2 separate regions of the Homo sapiens genome follow, and region 2 is linked to region 1. Evidence: read pairs that join two places in POLR2A ChIA-PET (ENCODE). Cell type or tissue: OCI-LY7. All regions are shown on one strand. Links, peaks and the distances in the headings refer to the core of each region. The heading gives the core; the rest is flanking DNA.

Region 1 (11,679 bases), core at 2,154-10,153:
AGGAAGCCCTAACATCCTGGCCAAGATACAAGGGGTTTATTTTCTGGAGAGGTAAAAGAGAGTGTCCATAGATAGAGGACACCAGGCATAGTCAATGTTATGGGTACCATACTGAAAATAGGGAGACAAAATGACTGAATGCAAACTGGATGCTTAGACTCCGAGGCTTTCTCCTCTACTCTGTGCCCTCTTTGAATCCCAGAACACAGCCCTTTAACTTCCTAGCAGGAGATTAGAATAAATGTTTCTGGGGAATCTGAGTAGCTCAATAAGAAAGACTGAAGAGACTTACATTGAGGTTCCCTAGCAAATGGCCCAGCTGTATCACTTAACAGTGTAGTTCACAATCAACAAGTGCCACAATGAGCTCAGGACTTTCAATCAATGCTTTAGGTCCCCACTCTTAAATATAATTATCAGAGATTTGAGAATGTGAGAATGACTCTAATGTGAATGATTGAATACCAAACAAGCTAGTAGGCAGACAGAAAAAGGCAACAGGTAGGAAACAAGAATAGGACAGGAAAAAGGAAATAGGTAGGATAGCATCTGTGAAACAAGAACATGATGCTATCCAAAGAGAATGGACATTTAGAGAACAAAATAAACTTTTAGAAACTAAAATCATGGTAGTGGAAGTGGAAAACTCAATAGAAGGGTTAGAAGATAAAGCTAGGCAAATTTCTCAGATAGTATACCAGGAAGACAAGAAAAACACAAAGTAGAAGAGGAAAAAAAATATAGAGTTTCAATCTAAAATGCTCAACATCTGAATAATAAGAGTGTCAGAAGGATAAAACAAAGACAGTGAACAAGAGAAAATCATCAACGAAGTAATTTTAAAAAGTTTATAACTTAAGAACATGAAAACCCAACACTAACATTTATATTCTGAAATTTTAGAATGCTGTTGTATTAGTATGAGTTTTATACTGCTGTGTAATAAATTACCATAAACTTAAGTAGTTCAAATGGACATACATTTAGCATAGCATGGTTTCTATGGGTCAGGGGTTTAGACATAGTGTAACTGAGTCCTCTACTCAGGGTCTCATGAGGCTGCAATCCAGGCTTTGTTCCTATCTGGAGTTTGGGGTTCTCTTCCAATCTCATGTGATAATGTTGGCAAAACTCAGTTCCTTGTGGTTGTAGGACTGAGGTCCTTGCTTCCTTGCTGGCTGTCAGCTGGGAGCTACTCTCATCTCTCAGAGGTACCCTTGCCATATTGTGCTTTCATAGACCATCTCGCAACATGATAACTTAGTTTTAGTTTTTCAAAGTCTGCAGAAAAATCTCTCACTCCAGTCTAAGATGGAGTTTTATATAACATAAAATAATCACATGAGTGACTATCCCATCACCTTTGTTATAGAATGTAACCTAACCAAGGGAATGACTTTCCCATCACCTTTGGTATATTCTATTCACTAGAAGTAAGTCTCAGTTTCTGTCCTCAGATTACACATGAGTGTAACCCATTGAGGGTCATCTTAGAATTCTTCCTACTATAATTGGGACAAATGAAGCTCTTGTAAGCTTTCAGAGGGAAATAAATAGGTTAATATAAATGATCAGGCAGTTGAATGGTTCAGATTTCTCAACAGCAGTGTTGGAAGCTAGAAGACAATGGAGTGGTGCTATCAAAATTCCAAAGAGAAAGGATTTCCTACCTACAGTTCTATACCCAGCCAAACTATCTATTGAGCATGACAACAGGATATGAATATTGTTGAAAAAAAGCGTCTCAAATATTTACTTTCTACACATTCTTTCTCAAGAAGCTACTGGAGACTATGTTCCATAAATCAAAGTAGTAACTAATGAAAGGAAGACATCTGATTCAAGAAACAGGAAATAGAGAATCTTCAGCATAGCAGGGAAGGTACATCCTCCAAAGATCAACCTGAACAGATTAGAGCAGGTTAGAAGCCCTGGGGATCAAGATGAAATTGACAGACAGTTGAGATGAGTGAATGGGATGAGAAAAGATTTAGACAACTGGCAGAAGGATTTGTTTAAACTGATGGTAAGAACATAAAAATTAAAGTGATTGAAAAACTATTATTAACTTCAGATACAACAAAAAATTATTCAGGAAAAAAATAAAACCATAGTTTACTACATAGCTGAGCTCTGCATAACTGTGGGTTTATTACAGTGTAAATACTGAACATTAATCTAACCAAATTGATGACATAATTATACAGTTTTGAAAGGATGTTATTACAGGTTGAATTGTGTTCCCATAAAATATGTTGACGTCCTAATCCTCAATACCTGTGAATGTGACTTCATTTGAAAATAAGTTCTCTGCAGATGATCAAGTTAAGATGCGGCCTTTGGAGTAAGCTCCAGTTCAATATGACTGGTGCATTATAAAAAGGAGAAATCTGAATATATAGAGACAGAGACACAGTGAAAACATTGTTGTGAAGATTGGAGTTATGCTGCCATAGGCCAAGAAATGCCAAAGATTCCTAGCAAACCACCAGAAACTAAGAGAGAGGCATAGGACAGTTTTTTCCTCACAGTTTCAGAAGGAACCAACCTTGCTGACACCCTGACTTCAGAGTTCTAGTCCCCAGGACTGTGAGACAATACATTTCTGTTGTTTGTCACCTAGTTTGTGGCACTTTGTTATGGCATCCCTACAAACCTAACACAGGTGGGAAGTACGTGTGTGTTGGTGGGAGGCAGGGAAAGGGAGATGAAAGAGTCAACACTTCATCTTCCTGAGTGGGAAGTTAATACATATTTCCTACACACAAAATATCAAGAAATAGTAGTATATGCATGGCATTTAGAGCTACTGAGGTGAATACTTGCTGTGGATTGGGTATGGTTTATTTGTCCCCATCAAAGCATAATGGAAAATGGTGAGAGATGAAGCTGAATAGTGGGGCCGAAATCAGGTCACTAAAAAGCCATTCACTCAATGGGAGTTTGCTCTGTTTTATAGGAATGGGAGCCTTTGAAGGTTTTCAAGTGGCAGAGTGAGACAGAAGGTGATGTTTCTCTCATGGTATAAACAGATGGGTGATTTCTCAATACAAGATGTCCATTTCAATACAAGATGGACAGACAGGCTGTGTTACTGGCTTCAATTCTTCGGGCAGACCCTCTAAAGACCCTATCTTAATCAGCTTGGATTGCTACAACAAATTAGCATAGAATGGGTGGCTTCAACAACAGAAATTTACTTCTCACAGTTCTGGAGGCTGGGAAGTCCAAGATCAAGGCTCAGCAGGTCTGGTTCCTGGTAAGGGTTCTCTTACTGGTTTTAAGATTGAGACAGAGCTCCACCACTTCCTGATTGCTTGAAGAGGCATACCTTTTTTGAGCCTCCATTTCGTTATTTCTAAAATGGGGATAATAATATCTGTTCTACTCTCCTCACAAGCTTTTGTGAGGATCGGCTGAGATAATGCAACTGAAAGCAATTAATAAACTCTATTATTTTAGCCACAGTTTCTTGTTAGGTCTGTTCGGCCTGCATCCTCCCGCCCTTAAACTTTTTGGTTCACTGGGGCCAACACCTTCCCCTTGGCCATGCTCATTGGCTGAAGGATGGTCATATGACCTAAGCTGGCCAATAAGCCTTTTGCTGGTTATATTGAGGGGGAAAAAAAGTGCTCTTTCTCCTGGAAGCCATCTTGTCTCCAGGGAATAGGCAGTCTTGAGAATGAGAACAACACAGAGAAAAGCAGAGAGATGTTTAAAGACAAATTTCTGATGATGTCGTTTCAGCATCTGCATCAAATAATTCATTTTTTCATTCCACAACTAGTTATTAAGTTCCTCTTATAGTCCATAACAATTTCTGGATTCTTGGCATTTGGTGATAAATGAAAGAAAGACCCTACTCTCATGGTGCTTGCATTCCAGTGGGCAGCCCTGGCAATACACAAACACTAAATAAATGCATGATATAATGCCAGGTAGTAATAGATTCTAAGAAGAAAATTTACAGCAGAATAGGGGAAGACCGAGGTGAGGTGTTATTTAGATGGAATGGCTGAATCCACCTCTACCTCTGGATTTTTTAAACTTCATGAGCCAATAAAACCTCATTGAATTGTGGTGCTATCAGTCACCACCAACAGTCCTGATGAATACAGCTTTACAAATGTAAGGATTGGTAATGATGCTGATGATGATTATAATTATAATAGCAGCACAAAAGCCTCTTGAGAATGAATTGGATCATTCCTCCTGGGAATCCATGTCTAAGATATTTATGCCAGTGAAACAACCCAAGGATAGGAAATTATCAAACGATTCCCAAAAATATTCCTCATAGAATTAAGTGCATACAAGGGTCATTCCTCTGGATTCATCAGTTGTATCAATTCACTTGAAAGCCAGAAATTCAACTTAAAAATGCATTTTGAAAGTTGAAGACACTGAGCATCAAGTCAATCAAAGCATTCAGCTGGTCATCTGTGGCCACCTGGCTCTAGTGATATTAACAGGACTGACACCTATCGCTTATGTGGAGTTAGGGGACACTGTAAAAGCATTAGAAATGATGAAGTTAAAGAACATTCACAGCCACTAGTCACAGTCAGTTGACTTTCTGCAGTTCTTATAGGGTAGTTAGAGGCTAATAGTTTCAAACCCTGATGTTGCTCAGGGTTATTGATAGCCAGTCATCAAGGTTGAGCATGCAAATGTCCATTCATATCATCATTTCCACAGAGGTTTTCTAAGTTTGAGTCCTTTAATTTTAAATTCCTGACACTCAGGAAATATTCTAATGCTTTGTAACTTTATAACCACTCACCCCTACCCTCCCACCACCACCCTCTTTCTTTTCCTCTCTCTTCTGTAAAATTTTGGTGTGGTGATTAGTATTTCAGGGATGCACCAACCACGGGAGTTTTCTCAGCTTGAACTCTCAAAAGAACATTGAAACATCCTATATAGTTTTGATGCATAGAATGTACACCAAATAAAAAAAAATGTGAAACTGGAGCTTCCATTATTGTCCTCCTGAGCTGCCACGCCTACACTGTGAATAATATTTGTCTTACTCAGATTAAGACGTGCACAAGCCAAGATGAACCTACTCAAAAAATAAAACAAGTGCTTCCAGCCTTCCTGTACCTGCTGGAATTTTCTCATGTTTCCCTTCCACAAAATGCAACAATTGCTGAGATGCTGCTTCACCTGCTGGGAAAAGGTGTTCGTTATCCCTGAACAAGACAGAATGAGGACCCTTTCCAGAATGTCAAGCAGGTGTTGTCTTCTGTCACTGTGCTGGTTTGAAGTGTTGCACACCAGGACTGAAATGAGCTTTGCAAAGACAATATTCTGTCAGGAGTGCTATAATCATGGTTTTGGCTTATTTTTGCACCAGTATCTTGATTCCAAGAAACATTTATAATCTGCCAGATAAATGTATAGTTCAGCATTTCCCTAAAAATACTGGAACACTGAATGTTACATTTAAGAAAGAGTTCTATGGTCAGGCAAGTTTAAGAAACACTAGGTTAAAAAAAAAGTTTAGGCGATAATACACATTGGTTAAGCAGAACCTTATAAATGATAATGCACATTGTAAGTATATCAGAGCAAGGTATGACAGGGTTCCTAAATTTATTTTATCACAGATTTTTTTTTTAGGTGGGAACATCTATTAACACTCTACAGAGCACAGTGTGGGACAAATCAAATTATAGCAATATTCAGTAGAATTTTTTATCCCCAGACCTTGAGAATTCAATACAAATGAATAAATGAGACTGTTCGAACACACACAATGGAAAGAGATTAAAAGAGATAATACTCTGAATTTATAAGTATAATTAAACCTAACAAACTACACATTTTTAAAACAAACAGCTTCTCTGCTTATGAATTTCCAAGTTGCAAACTTTTATAGATAGAAACAACACAAAGCTACAAAACAAGATCACATTAACTCAGCCTCCCACCAAAGGTGGTGGTAGTTGCAGTGTGAGGTTCTTTTAGTCTGGACCATAGAGTCCTTTGTTGTACAGTCATGCACCAGATAACAGAGTTTCATGTAACAACAGGAAACAGGTGTGTCCCATAAGATATAAGACTGTATTTTTACTGTACCTTTTCTATGTTTAGGTACACAAATACCTACCACTGTGTGACAGTTGCCTACAGTATTTGGCATAGGAGCATGCGGTGCAGGCTTGTTGCCTAGGAGCAACAGGCTATACCATACAGCCTCTTGTGTGTGTAGTAGGCTAGGTGTGTAATAGGCTAGACCATTTAGGTTTGTGTAAGTGCACTCTGTGATGTTCACACAATGACAAAATCACCCAATGACACATTTCTCAGAATGTATCCCCGTGGTTAAGTGACACATAACTCTTAGTGGCAATCTTGCTGGGGTTCTATTTAGTTCCAAGGTATTTTGCAAACATTAATTTCATTGTATCCAGTGAATACAAACGCAGTGAACGTTTTAAATTGCTGAAATAAAAGGTGTGCAATTGTTATGGAATTGAAAGAAGAGAATTGTATGGAATTGAAAGATTGAAAGTGCTGAGAAAAATAATGCCTGTTGCTCTATGTGCTGTGAGTTTTCCAAAAGGAGGTGTGGTTCAGAAGGACAAAGCACTTAACTTGCAATGCGCTGTGCATACACCGTCCATGATACTCAGCAAGAGAGGAGGAAAAAGGACAAACACAAAAACTAGAGCAGAGCACTGCAAGATCCGCATCCAGATGGGCTACCTATCAGCCAGATACTCATTCAGGAGAGATCTGGGACATAGCTCAGTGACCTAAACGGCAGAATATGCTGAAGGTGCTGTTGCTGAACTGTTCATTCATTCGTTCACTCAGCACCTATTTTATTTTATTTTTTGGGACAGAGTCTCACTCTGTCGTTCAGGCTGGAGTGCAGTGGCGCAATCTCAGCTCACTGCAGCCTCCACCTCCTGGGTTCAAGCAGTTCTCCCTGCCTCAACCTCCCAAGTAGCTGGGATTACAGGTACCCACCACCTCACCCAGCTAATTTTTGTATTTTTTTAGTAGCGATGGGGTTTTGCCATGTGGCCAGGCTGGTCTTGAACTCCTGACCTCAGGTTATGCACCTGCCTCGGCCTCTCAGTGCTGGGATTACAGGCAGGAGCCACCATGCTCAGCCACCTATTTTACTGAGTGTCCACTATGAGCCAAACATTGTGCTGGCTACGGGGAACACATTAGTGACTAAAACAGATATAGCTAGTCCCTGCCTGTAAGGAACTGATAGTCTATGGAAGAATGGGGGATGGAGGGAGCAGACAACAAACAAACAGAAATATAGAAGTGTAAACGCTGGTAAGTGCCATGAAAGAAACGAGACAAGGGCAGTGATAGAAGCAACTGAAGCAGAGGTTTGGTAGGTGGTGGTGTCAGGATGGTTCTTGGTTTCAGGTCTTTCAAATCTGCACAGGCCAGAGTGGGTGGGGGCATGGCACATTGCAGCTATCGTGGCAGCTGAGGCCCTCCATGGGCTGAGGGTGGGGGCAGGAGGGAATTACCTGGCTCCACAGATTTCCCCGCTACACTGATCTGATCTACTTTGGAGAAAAGAAGACCCATAAAATATTTATTAGCATAAAGAAGCAGCATCTGCTGGTTTTAAAGTTTCAAGGGACTTACACTCAGATTAAGTGGAAATACTCCTTGTTCCCTCCAGACTCACAAACAAATAGACTTACAAAGAACATAACTGTTCTTAAGTAGAGGAACTTCCGTGCTACCTAGCAAGAGTCTGGTGTTAGTTTTTAATTTCTTATCATTAAAGAACAGAGAAAATGTTTAATTGGATTTAGCTAAGAGAATTGTCTGCTCAGGCTTGATCTGGATTTTTTTTCCCTTATATTGTGCACCTAAGAGTCTCCTGAGCCTCTTCTTCCTACACTGATCTTGGCCCACACTGGTCTACATTTTCTGTGTCACAACCTTCTTTTGCAGACAACCCTGTCTTTATTTAATAATTTAATAGATCAAAATGTATTCAGCATTTACTCATTGTAAGGCTGTGTTTACTCAGATTGGGTTGGGATATGAGTAATAGAAGAATCCAAAATTAACAATGGCTTTAAAAGATAGAAGGTTATTTTTCTCTCAAATAAAAATTAGAAGATGTGTCGTCCAGGGAAAGTACAGCAGCTCTGCTCCACAAAATATTCAAGAAGTCAGGAGCTTTCTCCCTTGTGGTTCCACCAAGCATGACTCCTGTTTACCTCATGAGCCAGCAGGCTTGCTTGAACTCCAGTCATCAGTTCTGCATTCACAGACAGCAGGAAAAAGATAAGGGAGAAAAATCCTTTCAAGGAAACTTCCTGGAAGCTGCACTCACCACTTCCACTTACATCCTTTGGGCCAGGACTAGTCACTTACCTACACACAGCTGCAAGGAAGGTTGGGAATTTGTTTTCTATCAAAAATAAAAAGACGGGCCAGGTGCAATGGCTCACGCCTGTAATCCTAGCACTTTGGGAGGCTGAGGTGGGAGGATCATTTGAGACCAGGAGGTCGAAATCAGCCTGGGCAACATGTTGAAACCCCGTTTCTACAAAAACTACAAAAAATTAGTCCAGCATGGTGGCACATGCTTGTAGTCCCAGCTACTTGGGATGCTGAGGTAGGCAGATTGCTTGAGCCTGGGAGGCAGAGGTTGCAGTGAGCTGAGATCACGCTACTGCACTTCAGCCTGGGTGACCGAGTGAGACTCTGTTTGAAACAAACAAACAAACAAAAAAGTGGAAAGAAGTGCTGCCTCAGCCAACAAGCTCCACAGGTTATCTGTTACCGGTTTTATCTTCCGGTCTTCATGGCTCTGCTGAGCTCTTCATCATCATTATCCATAACTCAATTCCTTTTGAAGTTCTGCTGTCTGTGAGAAGCCAGATCTCTATCACCTCTGGAGGGAAAACACATTTTGATTTTGTCAGAGCTGAAAATTGCCCATTGGGCAAAAACCCAGACACTGGAAGACATCCTATGTACTACTAGAATTTGTCTAAATTGCAGCAGCTTATACAGTTACCATTTAACGTCTTCATGTTCACTATCTTGCAGATTGAAGTGTTAATATTTTTAGAGAGTTTGAGCAAGGGAGCAAGAAAAGGGTTAATTTTTATGAAAGAGCCATATTATGACATATATGAGCTTGGAAGCACTTTACTCACTTATGACCCTGCTATGCTGCTGTCCCCTAGAGTTTGTATGTTGAAATCCAATACCTAATATGACAGTATTAAGAGCTGGAGCCTTTTGGGGGTGATTAAGTCATGAGGGTTCCACCCTCTTCAGTGGGATTAGTAACCTTTTAAAAGAAGCTTGAGAGAGCTGCCTTCCTCCTTTACCATGTGAGGACACACAGAATGCACCAAGATGAGGAACAGGGACTCAACAGGCACAGAATCTGCTGGTGCCTTGATCTTGGATTTCCCAGCCTCTAGAACTGTGAGCATTACATCTCTGTTGTTTATAACTTACCCACTCTAAGGTGTTTTGTTATAGCAGCCTGAATAAACTTAGATGGACCTCCAAAAAATAATAATTGGCATGCAGAATATCATTCACTGAATTACTTTATTTAATATCTATTTCTTGAGCACCTACTATATGCCTGATGCTAGGCACTGGGCATACAGCAGAGAACAAGACAGTCAAAGTCCTCATGGTGCAAGTATTCTAGTGGTGGGGAGGGAAAGAATGAACAAGCGAACAAATTCAGAACATAATTTCAGTTAGTGAGTAAGGGGAGAGAATGACTGGGATGGGTGGGGAAACTATTCTAACAGGAGGTGACATGTTATTATTGATGAATGATAATAGTTAACTCTTATTTACACTTACCATGCAATAGGCATTATTCTAAGATTTTACATGCACTGGCTTATTTGATTTTCATAACTGTCCATCCACTCAGGCACACAGAGCTGGGGTTTGAGCCCAGGCAGGCTGGCTCCAGTGTTCTTGCTCTTAATGCTTCAAGATAAGATCTCCTGAGAGAATAAGCAGAAGACAGCCACATAAGGATCTGGAAAAGAACATTCCAGAAAATGGACTAAGCAAGGCTCAAGTTTCTGAGGCTGGCTGGCACCAATATGTTTGGAGATCCACAGGAATGCCAGCATGACTGGAGACTAGAGGTGAAGAGTGTGAGAAAGCCAGGCCGAGGTCTGCTGACGGGGCCAGAAGGCCAACCCAGTAGGGAATTGCCAGAGAGTCACAAGAAGGGACAGGTCTGCATAGCACCTTTTCTTCCTTATCACTCGGCCTCGCTCAGTGTGCCACTGCCCCCGAGATGCTCAGCCGCACTCAGCCACAAAATCACACAGGGCCGTCTGCTTTCCACTCAAGAGCCAGGTTATCTACAGAGAGGCCTTATGCCACACTGATGCAAACGTATTTATTATTACTACAGTTAAGAAGCATCACTGTTTTTTTCTTTTATAATCCCTCGCCTTTATAATAAGACTGAAAACTACGTGCTTTCGGGGTTCCTTGGAGGAAGAGCCCATGCTGCCTTCATCTCTGGGTAGGCAATGCCAGTGTCTCCGCATGGGGTTTTAAAGTATACTCCTGACAAGTGGGAGGAGGCACAAGCTCTGAGGGATCGAGTAGGCTGCCTTCATTGGCCCCTTCCGTTGGAGGTGTCAACATGGAAGTCCTCCCTGAAGCATGCCTCCTCAGGTGGGTTAATAATACCATGACCGTCCCTGGGTCAATGGCTGACTGAGGTCTGTGATTGATGTCAAGGGGTGTCTGCTATGGGTTTAATGTTTATGTGCCCCTAAGATCTGTACATCAAACCCTTTGATAGGGTTTGGATCTGTGTCCCTATCAAATCTCATGTCAAGAAGTAATCCCCAATGTTAAAGGTGGGGCCTGGTAGGAAGTGATTGGATCATGGGGGTGGTCCTCCATGAATGGTTTAGCACCATCTCCTGCTGCTGTTCTCATGAGATCTGGTTGTTTAAAAGTGGGTGGCTCCTCCTCCCCACCTTCCTCTTGCTCTGGCCATGTAAGATGTGCCTGCTTCCCCTTCCCTCATAATTGTAAGTTGCTGGAGGCCTCCCCAGAAGCAGAAGCCACTGTATCTTCTGTACAACCTGCAGAATCATGAGCCAATCAAACCTCTTTTCCTTATAAATTACTCAGTCTCAGTTATTTATTTATAGTGTGTGAGAATGGACTAATACACCCCTAAACCTCAATGTGATGGTATTTGGAGATGGGGCCTTAGGGAGATAATCAGGTTATCAGGTGGAGGCTTCACAACAAGATTATTGCCCTTATTAGAAGATATGTGAGAAGGTTTGCTTCCTCTCTCTGGCTTGTCTTTGCAGAAGTAGCTGAAAAAATGGGACAAGGCAAGAGATTTGATAAAAATCCTTGAAGGTTTTAAAATTCTTTGGGTGGTTGACTTTGCTTCACCTGTTGGTCTCTCAGTGGAGCCAACCGGTTGGACATGAGTGGTAATAACTAAAAGGTTTAGCCTAGCATGTGGAAAGTGAGGACTTACTACATTGTGAGGACGGACTGGCAATAACAGCAAATTCTCTGAGCCTGATGACCTGAATCTGAAAAAAAAAAAAAAAAAAAAAAAAAAAAAAAAAAGGCATCATATCTAGGCAACTCACAATCTCCTCTGATCCATGTGGAAGCATAGAAATTTATCTTCTTGCCAGCTTT
Region 2 (11,679 bases), core at 1,899-9,898, 95 kb before region 1:
GTAGACAGAGCCAGGAAAAAAGGTAATAACAGCAACATCCTATTGTTTTCCCATGTATTTGATTCAGTTTAACGTACTTTTGCTTTGAGTAGACTGAGAGGCTAGATTCTCTCTGTAGTCTGGCATCCTAATTTTTGTGACCCTCACAAGATGCCGGAGGAAAGCAGGGTTGTATAAACCTCACTAGGAGTAAGGGCAGCGTGGAGCTGTGGAAGTGATGTGCGTGGCCCCGCCTCAGTCTCGTGAGTGGCAGAGCTGGGACTTAAATCTAGTCCTCGTGATCCAGGGACCAGGTTCATGAAGGGCACTTTGGGGTTCTGGAGACAGCCAGTAGGGTGGGGCGCCTGCCTCAGGATGGTCTTGGGTTAGCAGCTCCTGACATGTGACAGGGAGGCAATCCAGGCCTGTGCTCACGCATGGCTACATGCAATGCAAAGCAAGGTGGACTCTTTAAATAACCTGCCTCCACCTTCTTGCTTTACATTTGGGGATAACCAGGCTTAGAGACAAGAAGTCACCTGTCTTAGACCTCACAAAGAGTGGAGGCAAAGGCAGGAGATTCCAGGAGTCCTGAATCCCAGCCTGGGCTTTTGCCCACATGCCATGTGGGGTTTGCCTGGCTGCAGCATTTCAAATCCCTGATGCTTTCTGGGAGCCACTGGGAGCCCAGGGTCTCCTCCCTGTGCTCAAATACCAGGCTTCCGAGGAGCCAGCGCTGCCCTGGAGGCAGCATCTCCTTAGCCTCCTGGCAGAGCTGCTTGGCTTTCAGAAGCCCTGTCCAGTAGAGCAGGGATTACCCAGCATGCTGGGCCTGTGGAGGCGGAAGAACCAGGCTCTTTGCTTTGCACAGCCCTCCCTGGGATTACAAGATAATGCATATGAAGAGACATTTGCTTATCCAAGTTCATGGATTATGTGGAAATCAAATTGTAGTAATCTCCCTGGCCATCTGGTCTTGATGCCTCTAGCCAGGATCTCCCAGAGGCCTGCTCAGGCCCCCGTGCAGGGCTTGGGCAAGGGCCGGATGTGCTTTTGATGCCTGGAGCCAGGCCAGCATTTTCCAACAGGCCTAGAAGGCCAGGAGGGTTTATACCCCCAGTATCCGGGAGCAGACGGCAGGGCAGGGCCAGGCAGCTAGAGCCAGGAGGCAGAAAACCATCCGTTACCAATAATACTGCGTGTGGACGGTCCACCTGTTTTGTTAATGAAAACCACCTTGCGTTTTAAAAGACATCATTAGGCACATTTCTGGGGTGGGGGTGTTGGGAGGGGAATTTTTCTCAAGATTAGATGCACACGTCTCCCATTCTCTTGAAGAAGTGAGGCCTGAGCAATGGGCCTTCCCTGGTTCTGAGAAAAGGGAAATCAGGTTTTCTGTAGCTGGTGATTTGGGTTCTGTATTCATGACCCACTGAAGCTTTTGAAAAGGGAAGAAGAAAGAAAGGCAGTGCTGTGTAGGGTGAAGCACGTGGATTCGGGCTCCAGGCTGTCAGGTTTGGATTCAGCTCTTCCACTTAGTAGCTGTGTGACTTTGGGCAAGTCAGTTGATCTTTCTGTACCTCAATTCCTCATCAGTAAAATGAGAATACTAATAGGATGTACCTTGTGGGGTTGCTGTAAAGGTTAAATGAGTGTTTATATTTAAAGCCCTTAGAGGATTGCCTGTCACCAGGGTTCCTGAGTGCAGAGACTGTCCTGAGTGTGAGTGGGGTTGCAGCTGATATTGAGTCTTTACTAGCTGTGTACAGGTAAACAGGCTTTTGGAAGTGTGGGGGTGGGAATGATGTGTTGTTTTGTGGCACTTACTTGTCCATCTCCATGTTGCAAATATTCCCACCATGGCTGATTTTTGAGCCATCATTATGGTGTCACTAAATGCAGAATTGGGAAGAGGTGTGCACAATTGACTCTCGAGAGTTGGGGTGAGCTGATTCCAACAGAGCTCTGGCCCAGCACCCACTGGTGTGATGAGGCCGTATAATCAATATTAAAAATGTTCATTCTGGCTGGTCAATGCCTTAAGAGTCCTCCTACTACTCTGTTAGTCATGGTTTCTCCCCTTGTGATCTTCCCAGACTTCCCACTGGTCCATTAACTGAGAGAGTTATGAGGACTCTGCTCCATAATTTGGCCAGTATCAGTTCTGATAGGTCAAGGCTGTGCCAGACCAGCAGATAAGTTGTGTGAGTATCACAAGTCTGCAGCCCCAAAGGTTCCAGGTCAGGAAGCTGAGTGGCCCTTGTTTGTGGGTGTGATGCCTGGCATACTACTGTCAGCTACTCTGTGAGATTCCCTCCCTGTATTGTCACCCAGCTCAGCCACTAGACAAAGGTAAAGCCCTGTAACTGTACTCTGAACTGAGGCAAAAAGGTGTCTATCACTTTTAAAATAGAGTTTGCACATGATTTACTCAAATGATTAAAAAAATGTAATCAATATGACCTACTTCACCAGCTTGGAATGCAAATACCATCTCGTTTCTTTTAGTTTTTCCAATTAATTGCTTGAGTAGTCTTTATGATTCAGAAGTTCAAGCTCTCTCTTTTGAGGCTTCTGCCCCACTGAATTATCGTTGGCTTAGAATAAAGGAAGAACAATTTCCAAATGTGAGCCAGAAAACAAGAGTCTGATTAGTCCACTAGCTGGCAGTCTGAGCTGGGTGGCTGCTGTGGTACTCTCATTCAGGACTCCCAGCCTGACCAATGTGCCAGGGTGGTTGGACCTGGGCAGTATGGAGCCAGGCAGGGGGTAGAAATGAGTGTGATGGGCTGGGAGTGGGCAATAGAGAGTGGTGGGGTCTGTGTTGAAGTGATATGTACCTTCCTCCAGCCAACTGTCACCATGTGAGAGTGTGAGCCCTGTGTTGGCTGATTTTCTCATGTTTTCCAAAGAAACCAGATATGTATAGGGTATTATTTTTGAGGCATAATTTGTATACAATAAAGCATACAAATCTTAATGCGTCTTTACACATGTATACATTTTACATGTGTAACCACCATCCGTCATAAAGAGATGGAACATTTCCACCACCCACAAAGTTCCTTTGTGCTTCTTTCCCAGTCAACAGCTAGCCCCCTCCCCCAAAGGTAACCACTGATTTTTTTTTCTTTTTTTGAGATGGAGTCTCGCTCTGTCACCCAGGCTGGAGTGCAGTGGTGTGATCTCAGCTCACTGCAGCTTCTGCCTGCTGGGTTCAAGCAATTCTCCTGCCTCAGCCTCCGGAGTCACTGGGATTACAGGCATGCATCATGATTCCTGGCTATTTTTTTGTATTTTTGGTAGAGACAGTGTTTCACCATGTTGGCCAAGCTGGTCTTGAACTCCTGACCTCAAGTGACCTGGCCATCTTGGCCTTCCAAAGTGCTGGGATTACAGGCATGAGCCTCCGTGCCTGGCCATGTAACCACTGATTTCTATAGCCATAAATAAGCTTTGTCTGATCTTCAGATTCCTATTAATAAAATCTTACAGTCTGTGTTCTTTTGTGTCTCGTTTCCCTTGTTCAGTATACTTTTGAGAGTTTTCCATGTTGCATGTATTCGCAGTTTATTCCCTTTTATTGCTGAGTAATAGCAAATATCACAGTTTGTTGATCTATGCTCTTATTGAAGAATATTTGGATTGTTTTCACTTTTGGGCTATTGGAAATAAAGCTGTTACGAACCATCATATATGATCCTTTTTTGTGGATATGTGCACTCACTCCTCTTGGATACATATATATGACTAGTATTGCTGGGCTATAGGATACGTATATGAAACTTGATTAGAAACTGACAATTTTTCATAAAGGTTGTATCAGTTTATACTCTCACTAGCAATATATGAGAGTTCTAGTGCCTCCACATCCTCATGAGCACTTTTGGCCATTCTAGTGTGTATGTAGTGGTACCTCACTGTGGTTTTAATTTGCATATCACTGATGAATACTAAGATTGAGCATCTTTCCTGATATTTATTGGCCATTCAGTATCTTCTTTTATAAAGTTCCTTTTAAATTCCTTGCCTTTCTTTTTCCTTTTTAATTGAAGTGTCTTTTATTATTTTGTATTTTTTATCTATGTATTATATATATGTTTTATTTGGGTTATGTTTTGTTGATGATTTCTGTTTTAATCCATTGTAGTCAGAGAACATACTCTTTTGAGATTTATGAAGACTTGCTTTATGTCCTAGCATATAGACTATGTTGGTGACTGTTCCATGTGAATTTAACAACAAGTATGCTTTGAAGTTGTTGAATATTGTTTTCTATGAATATCAATTAGCTCAAGGTAGTTGATAGTGTTCAAATCTTCTGTATACTTGTTTTTTGATTACTTGTTCTATTCATTGCTGTGTTAAAATCCTCAGCGGTGATTGTGGATTTGTTTAGTTCTCCCTTATGTTAGTTTTTGCTTCATGTACTTTGAAGCTCTGTTGTTATGTGCGTACGCATTTATGAGTGTTAGGTCTTCCTGATGAATTGATCCTTTTATCATTATAACATGTCCCTGTTGTTTCTGCTAACACTCCTTATCTCGAAGTCTATTTGTCTCTTATATAAATGAATATAGCCACATCAGCTTTCTTCTGATTAGCATTTATACGGGACATCTTTTCTCAATCTGTTTACTTTCAAACTGTGTCCTTATATTTCAAGTATGTCTCTTGCAAGCAGCATAATTTGAGCTTGTTTCTTTATCCAAACAGGCAACCTCTTTTTAAAAAAATTTAAGTGTCTGGTGAGTATAATTAAGGATATGGTTGGGTTTAAGTTTGCCCTCTTACTATGTGTCCCATCTCTTTTTATATATTTGTTCCTCGTTTCTGGCCTTCTTTTGAATTAACCAGGCATTTTTTATTATTATACTTTATTCCTTTGTTGGCTTTGAAGCTGTACTTTTGTATATTATTTTAAATGTGTATTCTAGAAATTATAATATTCATCTTAACTTTTCACATTTAATAAATCATGTAATTAGTATTAATTACCATAATACAATTTAACAATGTATGAATCTGACAAAATATGATTCCTTTTATTTCCTCTCCTACCATTTGTGCTACTTTTCATATATTTTACTTCTAGACATGATATTAGCTTAACACTTCAATGTTAATTTTTGCTTTAAATAGTAGGTTTATGTATATATATTTGCAAATACCCCTTTCCTGTGCTCTTTATTCCTTCCTGAAAGTTTTGGCCTCCATAATGTTCATCAGCCTGAGGAGCTTCTTTCAGTATTTATTTTAGTTTAGTCTACTGGTGATGATTATTCTCTTCTTTTGTTTTTCTGAAAATGTCTTTATTTTGCTTTATTTTTGAATTATGTTTTCACACTATATAGAATTATAGAGTGACAGTTTTTTCCCTTTTAGGATCTCAACAATATAACTCTATTATTTTCTGAATTCCATTGATTCTGTTGAGAAGTTTGCTATAAATCTGTAAATCTCATGGTTATTCCTCTAGATTTAATGTTTCTTTTTCCTCTGCTTTGAAGATTTTTTTTCATCATCTTTGGTTTTTAGTGGTTTAGCTAAAATATGCTTAGATGTATTTATCTGACTTGAGATTCACTGAGCTTCTTGAATCTGTGGGTTGATATGTTTCATAAAATTTAGAAAATTCTGGGTCATTATCCTTTTAAATATTTATCTTGCTTCAATTATCTTTCTCTTCTTTTTGGACTTCAGTTGTGTTTATATTATACCATTTGATTTTTTTCCCCACAGTACTCTGATGGCATGTTCTGGGTTTTTAAGAATTTTTTTTTTCTCTTTGTGCTTCAGTTTTGCTATTTTTTTAATTGGTCTGGTTTTGAGCTTACTGATCCTTGCTTTGTCCAGCTCATTATTAAGTTACTTCTTCATTTCAGATATTTACCTTTTTAGGTCTGAAATTTCCATTTGATTCTTCTTCAAAGTTTCTGCTTCTCTGATGATATTATCTTTTTACTCATTATATTCATACTTCCCAGTAACTTAAAATATTTGTAACTGCTCTTTTAAATTTCTTGCCTGTTAATTTCATTATCTGGGTCATCTGTAGGTATGCTTCTATTGACTATTTTTCTCTTGATTACAGTTGTAATTCTTTGCATTTATTAGAACTTTGGATCACAAGCTAGACATTGTATACAAAAGCAGGGTAGAAGCTGAAGTAGGTAATATTTACCCCCAGAAAAGTGATGTCTTTTCTTCTTTTAGCAGCAAAAACAATGGTTTCATTCAGTGGTTTCATTGTTTTCAAAAATGTCTTGTGGATGGGATCAGGTCTCACCCTTGGGATCTAAACTGATTATACGACCTCTCTCTCTCCCTCTTTGACTTCCTGCCTGCCCCCAGATTTCCATTCTGTGGGAGAACTCTTGCTCTGGTTTCCAGCCCAGGTCCATAAGTTACTGCATACTCAATTGAAGTCCCATGGGGGAGAACTGGTGGCTAGTGAGCACCATCTACTTTGAGGGCTCAATCAAACTCCAGTCTGTCATTCTCAGCTCTCTTTAATTCAGCAGAGCACCCCAGTCTGTTGCAGGTGTGTGTCTCTGTCTGCCCATATCCCCAAGAATAAAAGCAGCCATAGGTCTCTGTTCCATTATGAAAGGGTTCTCTTTCTCTAAGATTTAGTTTATTTAGATTTCTCTGCATCCTCAGCTCTCTGGTGGGTTTACAAAACATGATTTTACAGTTTATCTGATGTTTTCTCAGTGTTATGGTGGGAGTAACTGTCTTTCATGACCTTGTGTATACTAACTAGAAGCCCAGATCACTGTTCTTTTAGTGTAAAACCATCCCATTTTCAAGATAGCAAAAAAAGTCAAATATTTAAGAAATATTATGCAGACCAAAGGAAATGCTTCTGTGGGATAGGCTGCTTTTAGCCCATTGGCCATAAGTTTGTGGCCCTTAGTATTATTGATAATTATTGTAATATTTTTCTTCCTTGGAAAATGATTAGTAGTTTTTGTTAAGATCTGTTTGTATGAAGAGAGTATGCCATGCTTGAGTTTTTCACATCTTTCACAAGTGTTGTGATAGGGGAAAATGTTAAGAATCTGCTGGATAAGTCGGGTGCGAGTCCCAGCTACTTGGAAGGCTGAGGCAGGCGGATTGCTTGAGCCCAGGAGTTCAAGGCAGCCTGGGCAACATAGTGAGACTCCATCTCTACAAACAACCAAACAATCAAACAAACAAGCTGCTTGATAAGGCCATTGGTGCTCATAGTTGACAGCCCTCTAACTACTTAAGTCCAGTCTTTGGATCTTAGCAAGTCTTACCTTGAGTACAAAGAGAATGGGATCTCCTGGTGGACAGAAGAGAAAGAATCCTGAGGTTGCCAGGTGTGTGTGTGTGTGTGTGTGTGTGTGTGTGTGTACATGAACTTAAAGAAACTAATCATTCCAGGAGTCCAAATTACCAAGGTCAATGTAGTACATAACCCCAGTGCTCTGGGTGTTATGCCAAGCTGCCCTTTCTCCAAGTCTAGTGAGAGCCTGAGGCGTCAATCATGATGTCACATAACCCAATAGGTACTAAACAGCTCGAAAAAGTACCTAAAAGGCAGCAAATCAGCAGGACCTGATGGGAAATGAGGTATACGTAGTGCAACACACTTCATTTCAACAGATCTTACCTGCTATTAATAAAATTGGATTTTCTCATCCATTTTGTTGTGAACAGTTAATCTTATTCTTCTCACATAAAACCTGTAATGAGCCCAATAATCAAACTCTTGACAGAGCATATCATTCTCTAGGATTTGAAGTTCTGTCAAAAGATTTCCCCTGGGGCTTGTAGCTGATCACTAAAAAAACAAGAACGTGTTCCTCTGAGTACGGAGGGCAACGTGGGGAGTGAGAGGTGAATAGTATTCCAGTTCACTGTGATGATTGTATTGGTTACATATTTCCTGCATTGAGCCAGATCATGCTCATTATAGCTCATTGGTGCTGCATATCTGGAACTTCTCTTTGTCCAGTTAGTTGCAGCATTTTCTTTACTCCAACTCCTAGTCTTTTTTCTCCACCCTTCAGCCTCTGTCCATGTTTAGTGTGTCTGTTTCATGTCAGCGTTAGAGTTTGATTGTTTCTCTAAGGTTGGATAAGCAGTTCCTTTGTGGCTTCTCAGATATCTTACATTTGGTTGGCCATTTTTACCCTTTTTGAAAATTTAAAGTCCTCAATTAATTAAATAAATGAACACAACCACATACCTATTTTTGATAAGTGGATTAATGCTCAAAAACAATGCAATTTTATGAATATTTTTATGCACTGTGTTAAGAGAAAAAAGTGACATGCTTAACAAGGCACTTTGCAAGACATTCAAAGGTTAATTTAGAGGATTAAATAAATGTTGGGACATGCACACCACTCTTATAAACACTTTTATATACAGTTCAAAATAGGTGACACATATTTAATAGCAATGCTGTAAAAATTCTAAATTCAATTTAAAAATATTAAGTATACAAATGCTCCAAAATATATCAAGTCTTTCAAAGGCAGTAACCAAAAGGACAGGCATGTTTTCAGTGGTTGGAGTAGTTATTTAAAAAATGCAGGCTCAGCGGAACCTTGGAGAAACAAACCTTTGGATTTTATGTGTCAATAAATGATGTTCAGAACTCAGCTCAGCCCTGGCCCCAGCCTTAGTAGAGGACTGGAGGGTGTCAGGGGCTGGGGGCTCTGGCAGAGGATCAATCAGGTTGCCTGGCACCACAGTGCTCATCTCAGCATTTATTCCTGCCCCTAAGGCTCTGTGTCCCCAGGACACATGATATGGGAACAGGACTATCTCCAGATCCATAGGAAAAGAGACCCCGTTGGCCATCTTAGTGGATGGGAAGTAGTTTCTTGTGGCTGAATCTCTCTGGGCTAGGGTAGCAGGGACCCAAACCCTGGTGCTGGTGTCCTCTCCTTTCTTGACTGGTTGGTTGTACAGTGGAGAGGAAAGAACCCATACTTTAGGTTGAAAAGTCCTGGGTTTGAGACCCTGCTCCAACACTCACCAGCTGGACAAGTCACTTACCAGCTGACTGATCTTCCATCTTCAAACCTGTAAAGTAAGGCTAATAATGCCTTTCTGATAGGGCTTTGGGAAGATGAAATTAGAAAATGGATACAAAAGTTCTTGGCAAATTATATAAGATGCTGCATGCAGTGCTCATTTTGATTTTTTCCATTGCAGATATTCAATTCAAGAAGCAGGTACTAAGCACTTACTGTGTACCAGACAGGCCCTGTATTAGCATTTCATGGGGTAGAATGATGAACAATGAGAACAGATGGACATAGGGAGGGGAACAGCACACATTGGGGCCTGCCGAGGGGTGGCAGAGGAGAGAGGGGATCAGGAAAAATAGCTAATGCATGCTGGGCTTAATCCCTAGGTGATGGGTTGATTGGTGCAGCAAACCACCATAGCACACATTTACCTATGTAATGAACCTGCACATTCTGTACATGTATCCCAGAACTTAAAAAAAAAATCCTCCCCTGCTAGGAGGATAAGATATGTCAGTATATAGCTGAAATGGAGGTCTTTTCCACCTGAATTTACATCTGCAATGAAAATGTACTGTTAGCAATAGTCCCAGTTTAGGATAACCTGCTATAGTGATCATGGGTAATTTGCTTTCCAAACACCCATTCCTGATTTTCCTGGTAATAGCATCTGAGAATCCATCTCTCTCTCTCTCTCAGCCCATGTGGTTGAGCAGGATCCACCCCTGGCCCATGGGTTATACAGTAAGGCTCAGACTTACAAAACCAGAGCGTTCCATTCCCCTGCTGACAGTGATTGGTTCAGGAACTAGCACATAATTCAAGGGAGACCAGTCAGAGCCAGTGAAATTCAGTTCTGGGTTTTTTGTTTGTTGGATTGCTAGGAAAGCTGACTCACACTTCCTCATAGGACTTAAACCTGGAGGTATGTGGTGGAGCTGCTGCAGTCATCTTGTGGTTATACCAGGAGAGTCTTTCTGAGAATGAATGCTATCCAGAGAAAATGGGCCTTAGAGATAAAGAACCAGGTTTTGGTGATTCTCTTTGAGCACCTGTATCCAGCCATGCCTGAAGCCAGACCTACCTCTGAACTTTTCAGCTACATGTGGCACTGAATTATCATTTGACTATGATAATTTCGGTGGGGTTTCTGTGCCTTATGACAGAAATGCTTATAACTCACCCCAGGATGCCCTGAAGAATCCCCCAAGAGCCTCCTTGGAGACCCTGTAGAGAAGACCACGGAAAGCAAGTATTTTACCTTCTGGCTGCCCCCACACTGCTCCAGCTCCTCCATATGCATACTCACACCTGCTGAAGACCATGAGGACCAACATCTTTCAACAGGAAACCAATCTTCTGCCCAGTCAGATGTACCTGTCTTATGACAATGACCCAGCCCTTTCTCCCAAGTGGCACCAGGCCTGAAAACTCTTTCCATTGTAGTCTACTGCCCTCTCCCTTCCCTCTTTTAAGCAATTCTGGGAACTGGCCTCATCCAGAGAATCTTTTCTAACTAAGCAGAAAAAAGCACGAACCATCTTCCTTTTCACATACTACGCCACTAGCCCTGCCTGAGATGTCCCTCAGCCAAGGAAGGTCAGAGCTGGAAGGGTAGACAATCGAGGTCATCTAGTGCAGGAGGAGGAAGTGGCTTGTCTGCCTTCACTTGGCAAGCTAGTTTCAGGATCAGGATAAGCAACCAGGTCTCTGCGTTTCTTTTGCCACCATGGGACAAGGTTTGTTTACATTCTGTATTTCTGCATTGCAATACGTGAGATCCTCTTAGACCAGCATGGTGTATGTTGGCGTATAAGTGCCTAGGGAGCAAGGATGCTGCTATATGGTCTGGGTCAGTGGGAGACACAGGATGGGATGGATCTGTGTGAAGCCAGGACAATTGCTCCCATGGTGACCCAGTTGAGTTCCTGACCTGCCATAGGTCATTCTGCCTTGGATTCATGGTTCCTCCCTGGGAAATAGGATTGATGTCTCATTTTCATTCCCTGTTGGAGTTTGCTGGAAGACACTCTCTCCCAGAGCTTGGACCGTGAGGTTTCAGAGAGCCAGAGCTGGTCTGCAGTGGCTCTGTGAGGGAGTTTGTATCTCTGCCTACACACTCTGCTTATTCATCTGACAGGGCTCCCAGCAGCTGGAAGGGCAGCTCTCTCTTCCATGCTGATGATACCGGGAGTGGACATATGATCTGGTTTGATAAGTTCCTTAATCAGATCAATTCTTTTAAGAATTTGAAATTAAGACTATGAGAGAGAATGAGTTGGTGAGCTGGGAGGCTGCGCTATGGCGCCCTGTGGAGTTGAGGCCAAGTGAGCCTGGCTCATGGAAGCCATGGAAAGCCTAAGTTATGGATGAACCAGAATGACAGCACCTAGATGACGCCCTTCTACAGAGAGAACTGGAAACATGATGGCGCTTCCCAGAAAGAGGCGGGAGGGAGGGAGAGGGAAGCACAGATGACTTTCCAGCTGCTGTGAGAATTACTTTCACTTCGTGCTATCTTCTCGAGTTTTTCTGGTAGCCCTTCAATAAAACTCTTTATTAGTTGAGCTAATTTGAAGAGGTGTGGTGGGGGGGGGGGTCCCTGTTTCTTGCAGCCAAGTGATGCTTGACTAAGGCAGTGTCTCACACATGCTGCCTCCCCAGGTCCTTGCAGCAAGCTCTGCAC

Evidence for each region. ChIA-PET counts read pairs that join two places held together with the same protein. Peaks named below come from ENCODE experiments on the same cell type or tissue, not always from the same donor. Only the 100,000 strongest peaks of a DNase experiment are listed, where the experiment ranks them.
Region 2: POLR2A ChIA-PET joins it to region 1 with 6 read pairs; 4 of 35 experiments call an interaction of 5 or more read pairs at or near these places.

The regions. Positions count from the first base shown.
Region 1 is chr15:88,343,357-88,355,035 of GRCh38, reverse strand. It overlaps LOC105370959 (a long non-coding RNA gene), which reads right to left and starts at 10,094. Exons shown (of 3, transcript XR_932590.1): 1 at 9,838-10,094; 2 at 8,786-8,896. In OCI-LY7, for the core only: CTCF peaks have their summits at 5,716 and 5,916; DNase peaks (open chromatin) are centred at 6,045 and 8,235; H3K4me3 peaks cover 1,072 bases; H3K27ac peaks cover 2,572 bases.
Region 2 is chr15:88,438,404-88,450,082 of GRCh38, reverse strand. No RefSeq gene overlaps it. Among named protein-coding and RNA genes, the nearest start is that of MRPL46, 23 kb to the left of the region's middle. In OCI-LY7, for the core only: CTCF peaks have their summits at 2,490 and 2,689; a DNase peak (open chromatin) is centred at 2,652.